3 separate regions of the Mus musculus genome follow, and all the other regions are linked to region 1. Evidence: chromatin loops called from intact Hi-C (ENCODE). Cell type or tissue: heart. All regions are shown on one strand.

Evidence for each region. Peaks named below come from ENCODE experiments on the same cell type or tissue, not always from the same donor. Only the 100,000 strongest peaks of a DNase experiment are listed, where the experiment ranks them.
Region 2: a loop joins it to region 1, with 2.3 times the contacts of the local background. A loop is called at or near these places in 2 of 42 quality-filtered maps.
Region 3: it touches region 1 in a loop (4-fold over the local background); 24 of 42 quality-filtered maps call a loop at or near these places.

Annotation. Positions count from the first base shown.
Region 1 is chr1:131,180,530-131,183,029 of GRCm38, forward strand. Rassf5 (Ras association (RalGDS/AF-6) domain family member 5) reads right to left here. Exons shown (of 6, transcript NM_018750.4): 3 at 1,615-1,725; 4 at 625-922; 5 at 24-139. It also overlaps a transcript of Eif2d not described here. Among named protein-coding and RNA genes, the nearest start is that of Eif2d, 29 kb to the left of the region's middle. In heart, a CTCF peak has its summit at 1,297 (motif pointing right); a DNase peak (open chromatin) is centred at 1,332; H3K27ac peaks cover 357 bases.
Region 2 is chr1:131,554,153-131,556,652 of GRCm38, forward strand. No RefSeq gene overlaps it. Among named protein-coding and RNA genes, the nearest start is that of Fam72a, 28 kb to the left of the region's middle. In heart, a CTCF peak has its summit at 1,164 (motif pointing left); a DNase peak (open chromatin) is centred at 1,109; H3K4me3 peaks cover 631 bases; H3K27ac peaks cover 831 bases.
Region 3 is chr1:131,245,176-131,247,675 of GRCm38, forward strand. Rassf5 (Ras association (RalGDS/AF-6) domain family member 5) reads right to left here and starts at 3. Exons shown (of 6, transcript NM_018750.4): 1 at 1-3. Gm28913 (a long non-coding RNA gene) reads left to right here. Exons shown (of 3, transcript XR_878525.3): 1 at 1-191. In heart, CTCF peaks have their summits at 885 (motif pointing left) and 1,447 (motif pointing left); DNase peaks (open chromatin) are centred at 116, 868 and 1,491; H3K4me3 peaks cover 1,894 bases; H3K27ac peaks cover 1,498 bases.

The DNA of each region.
Region 1 (2,500 bases):
TTTTGTAAAGGGCCCAGACATACCTCCACCTCTCCAGTTTCATTCTCCTTTAGCACAAAGCTGAGAACATCGGTGTCAGGCCCAGCGAGCAGACGAAGGTAGAGAGGATAGTCAGCAATGGAGAGTTTCTGGAAGAGCACTGCAAGCAGAATGAAGGGCTGGGTGCTCATCTCAAATGAGGACAGGGTGGGGTCGGGCTCAGAAATGCACAGGTTGGCCAGATGACTGGAAATAGTCATGGTGGTTCTAATGGGCGTGGACCTGACACGGCAGTGGTGGCTCTGAGCCTTCCATCCATTCCTGCCATTTGAGAGGCACTACCTTCATTCCCATATGGCAAAGTTTAGCCATATTTCCATTTACAACATCTTCCAGAGGAAGAGGAGCAGTGGGCGGACTCCTTCCCATTATAGAGATTAGGAGCCCAGAGCCCAGGGTGTGTCTTTCCTGTGTGTGCATGGAGCTGGGCACAGTAGGCATGAGCTGCCTGGTCCTGCCCAGAGCCTGTGCTTGGCCCTTCCATGAATCCTGCTGCCTGGAAGCCTACACTTCCCACCCAGGACTGATAGTGAGGTTTAGTGACTGTGGGCATTAGCAGACTAGGGAGAGGTCAGAAACTCATACCTTGTCCATCTTTGTGTATCCGCTTAAAAAGTGCAAACTTCTGTGGGTTGTCCACAACCATGAACTTCTTGAGCAGCCCCTGGATGACCTCACTAACCGTGGTGGTGCTGCTGATATGTAGCTGCTTGATGGCATCGAGTGGCAGGTAGAAGGAAGTCCGCTTGTCTGTGGTGGCTGCAGGGTTCACTTCCTTAATGGCATCATAGATGGACTGGGGCCGGATCCCAGCGGGCACCGTCACTGGCCGTCGGAGCTTCAAATGCACTTTGATGAAACCTGTGTAGGTGCCATCTTCACTCTGCAAGTGGGAGGCACTGCTGATTCTGTCTGCCCAGTTCACTCTGGGTTGTAAACTACAGAAGACCTGACAGGTTACTCCATCCAGCCTGCCTGAGTCCCTTCCCAAGTCTCCTGTCTAGAAGTGCAGGAGGAAGTTCACTCTCCTCATGGGCCAGGAAGTTTTTAACTAGGCCACTCCAACCCTTTACCAGATAGGTGCCAATGGCCTTTGTTGGGTCTCATTCTAAAGGCAGAGCCTGCAGCCTCCTCTCTACCTCTGAGGGCATCAAAGCCCTCAGAGACCCAGCCCAACTCCAGCCTGACTGATAGCTGCATTTTCTGAGGCTCTTGAGTGACTTGGAAGCCCCAGGGAGCCAGTTGCTGCCAGTCACCAGCAGGGGGCAGGGCTCGCCTGATGTCACCACTTAAAGACAACTGTACATGTCAAGATCTCTTAAGCACGGGCTTGGGCGTGGAGATCTCTATTTCATACTGAAGTAAGGAGAGGTTAAAGTTTGCCAAAGTAGCCAGAGAGTGAATGGAACAGAGGTTGTATCTGGAGTCTATTCTAGAGCCCATTCCATTTCTCTGGATCCCTGAGGTCACAGAAAGCTGGGCCTGGACAAAGGAGAGTGAGCTGTAAGGGAGTCGTAGTTCCTGTGGAGGCAGGGCTGAAAAGATGTTGGGTAGGGATGGACAGGCTCTGCTTACCAGCTTCATGCCCAGGCAGTGCTTCTCCCTGCTGTTATAGCTGTCAATCTTCTGCTTGATCTCCTGTATCGTGGGCGGGTGCTGTGTCTCCTCCACTGCCTTACAGACATTCTGGAACAGACAGGTGGCAATGTGTACAGTGGCTTTCAGGATACAGAGGGCAGTAAGCATACCTCCCAAATGCCCCTCTGGCTAAGAAAGAAGTGCCAGCATGAGCAGTAAGAGGCCAGCCACTCAAATCTCTCTCAGCCTCAAGCTTCCTCACCTATGACATGGAAATAATACCTAGCCCAGACTGGCTGAGAGACCAGTGTCTGTATGCCCCATACCTAGGCACTGGCCATCAACTCGGTGAGTGGGACGTGGCCTGTCCGTGTCCAAGAAGCGATAAGCTACAAAGGTGTGAGTGAGTACATGCTAAAAAACGATAGCCAGGGACCAAGGGCACATCCCGCCTGCCAGTCAGCTCATGTCACTGGCAATAAGCTTTGCTCATAACATGTGATGATTTGTCAAGTGAATGAACTGTTAGGGACAGTTCATTCAGGCACCTCCTCTATACACTAAGGATTCAGCTATCTCCACATCTCACAGACCCAAACTTCCTGATTCCTGATTCTCCAGGTGAGAACACTGGGACTCTGCATTTACCAGCTCAATACCCCCATCCCCATGTGCAGAACAAGCCAGAAATCCCACACCTGTCCTGCTGTGGTCTCCCCGCATCACATGATTCGATCTGACAGAGTTCCCTGCTTTATCTGTGACCCGCCAGGAAAATGGAAGAAGGAACTTAAGGTCAGTATCCCTTGCAGTATGGTACCGGTGGATTCTGAGATCTCCACAGGTCTTTTTCACAGGTCCGTTCTCTGGACTTCCCTCATGT
Region 2 (2,500 bases), 370 kb after region 1:
AAACTGAATCATTACAATAGTAATTACAAGTTGAAAATGGTTTTTACTATAACATCGTTGATCCTCCGATCTGAGACCTTTGGCAATGGTGGGGACTGGGATCCCATTGTGCAATGGTTGCACAGGCTGCACTGCAGGGATGCTCTAGTGACTCTGTCTTGTTCTCCTTGTAGTCGAAGGGAGGGATATTCCCTCCTACTCAGACCCTTCCCAGCACAACACCACTATTAACTTCTGTTCTCAGAGACTTCCCAATGTTGTGTAATAAGCAAAGTTGTTCATTGAAAATATCTGGTGTGGGAATAGAAGGCAGTGGAGACATTTGTCGTTGTATCAAAAGCAAAACATGACACAGCTAAGCTTTGAGATAAAATGTCATCTTACCAGGAAAACAAAATGACACGAATTCCATGTTCACTATGGACTGACATTTTTATAGCCTTCGTTAGATTATCCTGACTTAATTTTTGTAGGTATAGAAAAGAAACTGAGGGACCATAGCAAGTAAGAGAGAGAAGCCAGGCCTATGATCTATCTTTATAAGAAAACGTACATTCTATAAATTTCACCCATTTCAAATGTAGAACTCAATGATTCTTAGCATACTTAGAGAATTTTACAACCCCTAACATAGTCAAATTTCAGGATCTTTCCATCCTGTCAAGAAAGTAGGTCTTCATTAGAAGCTCTGCCACAGTTACCACCTCCCCATGCCCTGGACAACCACTAATCTCTTTCTGTCTCTAGATTTGCCTCTTCTGAACTTTTCTTCCAGTGGCACCATGCATTTTGTAGTCTCCTGCGACAACCTCCTTTGACTTAGCATTCTGTTGTTTCTCTTTATTGTCTGCAGTCTCCTAAAAATCAGTCCTTCCTCCAGCTCCGCTTGCCCAGAGCCCCTTTCCTGCTGAGCCAGCTTCATCCTGTGACCTGAGCAAAGCTGGGGAGGGGCCACTCAGAGCCTGGGACCATTGCTTTCTCCTGGAAGGACAAGGCTCTGCAGATGGCAGACAGTGAATGACATCAGGCTCTGCAGTGACTGGAGCTCGTGGCACCAGCTCTTCATTGTTCTATTTTTATTCTCGTGTTAAGATTTTTCAGAGGGAAGGCTTTACTCAAAAACTGCTTCTCTCTCTAGCTGCTCCTACAACCCCAGGCTGGACTCTGCTGCCACCTGCTGTCCTTTAGCCAGACACTGAACAGGAATAGAGAAGGCTTTGTTCCCGGTGATACAGTTACGTATTGAGTTCTATTCTTGTGCGTGCGTGCGTGCGTGCGTGCGTGCGTGCGTGCGTCTGTCTGTCTGTCTGTCTGTCTGCCTGCCTGCCTGCCTCTGTCTGTCTGTGTGTCTCTCTATATATACATAACATATATATGTATACATATGCCTCTGTTTCTCTATATATACATATATATATTTATATATACATATATAATATATGTCTGTGTGTAAGTCTGTCTCTCCCTGTGTCTGTGTTTATCTCTGTGTGTCTGTGTATGTGTCTGTGTGTAGGTCTGTCTGTCTCTATTTGTCTCTTTCTGTCTCTGTCTGTGTGTCTGTCTCTGTGTGTGTCTCTGTATGTGTTTGTGTGTAGGTCTGTCTCTGTCTCTCTCTGTATCTCTGTCTGTCTCTCTGTGTGTCTGTCTCTCTGTATGTCTGTGTATGTGTTTGTGTGTAGGTCTGTCTCTCTTTGTCTCTCTCTGTGTCTCTGTCTCTCTCACACACACACACAAAGTTTCAATACATGTATATAGTGATATCTTTCTATGAAAAATTAGTTGTGGTGGTTTGAATAGCTATGGCCCCATAGACTCATGTGTTTGAGTGCTTGACCTGTCTTTGGGTTTCCATTTCTGTGAAGACACCATGACCATGGCAACTCTTATAAAGGACAACATTTAATTGGTACTGACTTATGGGTTCTGATATTCAGTCCATAATCGTCATAGCAGGAAGCACAGCAGCATCCAGGCAGACATGATGCTGGAGTAACTGAGAGTTCTATATCTTCATCCATAGGAAGCCAGGAGCAGACTGTCTTCTAAGCAGCTAGGATGAGAATCTCAAAACCCACCCCAACAAGGACGCTCTTACTCCAGCAAAGCAATATCTCCAAATAGTGCCACTCCCTGGGTCAAACATATTCAAACCACTACAAGCCATTAGAAAATGTGGCCTTGGAGGAATTGTGTCACTGTGGAGGCAGGCTTTGAAGTCTCCTATGCTCAAGCTGTACCCAGCATGGTACAGTCTCCTTCTGCTGCCTGTGGATTCTAAGGGGTCTCATAGATGTGGAAGGTGGTAGTGTAGCAGTAGATCTACCTAATCTAGGCGCACAGAATGTATTCATATTAATTGAGTCGTGTTTTCATTGCCAGGGCATATTAGGGATGGAGAGAATTACTGCAACAATTACTACAAGATATAGCACTCTCAGCTGCTCCAGCACCAAGTCGGCCTGCACACTGACATGTTTCCCTCCGCATCTCTCCTCTGAGT
Region 3 (2,500 bases), 65 kb after region 1:
AAGGGGCGGCTCCGGTCGAGCGCGCTTTTAAAGGGCCCGCAGCCCGCGGGCGGGGCGGGGCGGGGCGGAGCCCACCGAGAGGCCGGAAGGGCAACACGCGTGACTGCGGGTCGGAGCCGCGTGGATTTAGGAGTGACTCGGCGACTAGGCGGTGGTGAAGGTCCGAGCACCCGAGAGGCTTCGCGAGCTCGGTAGGCGCCGGCTCCTGCGCCTGTCTTCAGCTCTGCCCCGTCCCCTCTGGGCGTCTCCCAGGGCGCCCTAACACCGGCGGGGCGGGGAGCAGGTGGGAAGGCAGGGCTTTGGCAACCTGGTGTGGCCCCGGGACAGGAGCTAGCCCGCCGCTGTCAGTAAGGCGGCCCGCGGATTCTCCGAGCTGCCCGTGGGAAGCTGGCTACATCAGCTCTCTCCCTTCTCACCTCTGCTACATAGACTGCCCCTCCCCGAAGACTGGGATTAGAGTGACTGGTGATCCTTGGTGATCCGGTGATCATGAGAGACCTCTCTGTGCCCCATGGGTGGACAGGAACTTTCCTCCCGAATTACGCCCCTCCCCCCTTAGTTGCTGGAGTAATCACTGCGGAAATGAATGCCAATCCCTTACACACCTCCTTTGGTATGGAAGGTCCACCTGAGCAGGGGCGCAGGGTGGAGAAGTCCGCATCCTACCAGCACCAAGGGGTGCGCCATAGGTTCCTGTCTGGCTTAAGGTTATGTCGCCACCATCTTGAAAATCCTAATTCTTAACCCGGCCTATTCTTTTTGCACTGGGTCTTGAAAATTATGTAATGGTAATAACTAGTGGGCCTGTCCACAGTGCCGTCTCAAGGGATAGAGAACAGGTGGGACTGTGGATTTTCGAACCTGTGCCCGGTCGGTCGGTCGTAGGCTAGCAAGGGTCCTGGGCCCTCTACAGGCTGGTTTTGTAGCTGCAGGCGCCTTTGCTCTTTCCAGTTCTGCGGTTCTGACTTAGGCCTAGCTCACATTCCCGCCTCCCCCTGCCCCCCTTAAATTACAGGTTTGATTGATTTAGTGGCAGCCACCAGCAAGCAACTATGGGAATAGAGTCACTGCACCAAATTCAAAAATTCTGTATTTTGGGTCTCAACAAACCACTGGTAGAAATATTGGGGGAGGGGCATGTCTATAGTGAACATGTACACACTCTTTCTCCTTACTTATTAAATAATACTGGATAGCAATGATTCATATACACTTTCACAGTACCGGTGTTTAATATAGGCGGGGTTAAAATGCATAGGTTCTCTCTGCACACAAGCTACCTTATAAAAGGGATGAGAACCCTCAGGTTAGAGTATTGGGAGCAATAATGTATGTATAGAATGTGTGGGGATTCTGAAACCAGACCTGGAATTGTCTATAAATTCGCCTACATTTTAATCTCCAGGGTTCTTTCCCGGCTAGTGATGGGTCTCCCCCTAGTGTCTGGCTGGGGAATCCTCACTTTCACTTTTCCTCTCGAAGGTAAATTTAGGCAATGGCTAAAAGTCCAGTGACCAGGGAATCCCCAGCCTTCCCTGCTCCACAGCCTCTCTCCCCACCCCCACCCCCGCACCCCTCCCCCAAGTGGTGGTAATCAGAATCCTGCTCCTTTCAAGTGGGTGGCAGAGGAAAAGTTCCTGGTCTCTGGGCCTCGTTTTATTCACTGGTTTCTGGGGAGTGGAAAGAAGGACTCCAAACTGATAAAGTTATGATAAGGCGGTGGGCACAGAGGCCACCACTCTGCCCCTCCACCCTTCCTCTTGCTCTCTTTACATCCGTGCTCCAAGCTTTGGAGGCCAGCCAACCCTAGAGGGCTTTTAAAATCACAGCTTGCTGGCAAGTTCCTGTGTCAGTAAGTCTGGGCTAGGATGCTAGACTTGTATTTCTAGCATGTTCCCATAGTAGCATTTGTGCTGATGGTCCACTGTGAGAACTATTGCTCTAGAGCCATAGCAGAGTGGAGGGAAAGGACCTGCCTGTTCCAGAGCTGGGTTCCTTGTAACTGAGAGAGCCCAGCAGGAACTCTTCCTTGGCACTTTCTCCCAAAGTGTGATGGGGGAAGTGCAGCCTGGCTTTATACTCTTTTCCTCCTCCTCTCTAGGGTATCTGCAAGCAGCTCTCTGGCTTCTTGCAGAAACCTGTATTGCATGTAAAAGTTTGCTTTGTTTCTACCCTGTGTCTATTCATCTTCACAAGGTTGGAAACTTGTACCTCTCAGGGGTGCCATCTTTTGGGTACGACCGGGGACAGAGACCAGCTTGAGTGTGGGGTGATGGTTTGGTGTGTAAGTAACAGGATTCTGGTAACACACAGCCCTGGGAGGCCAGTTCTGAGACACTATTTATGAATAATAGCCAACAGCCATCATCTCTGTCCTTCCCTCGCCCAAGCATTCCAAGGGTCTGTCGTTTGTGGCTGACTTCGATTCCCTGGCTGAGAAGGCTCCTGTGAGGACACCAGTGTCAACTGTCATAGACTGAGGCTGGCTGGGACAGTTAGG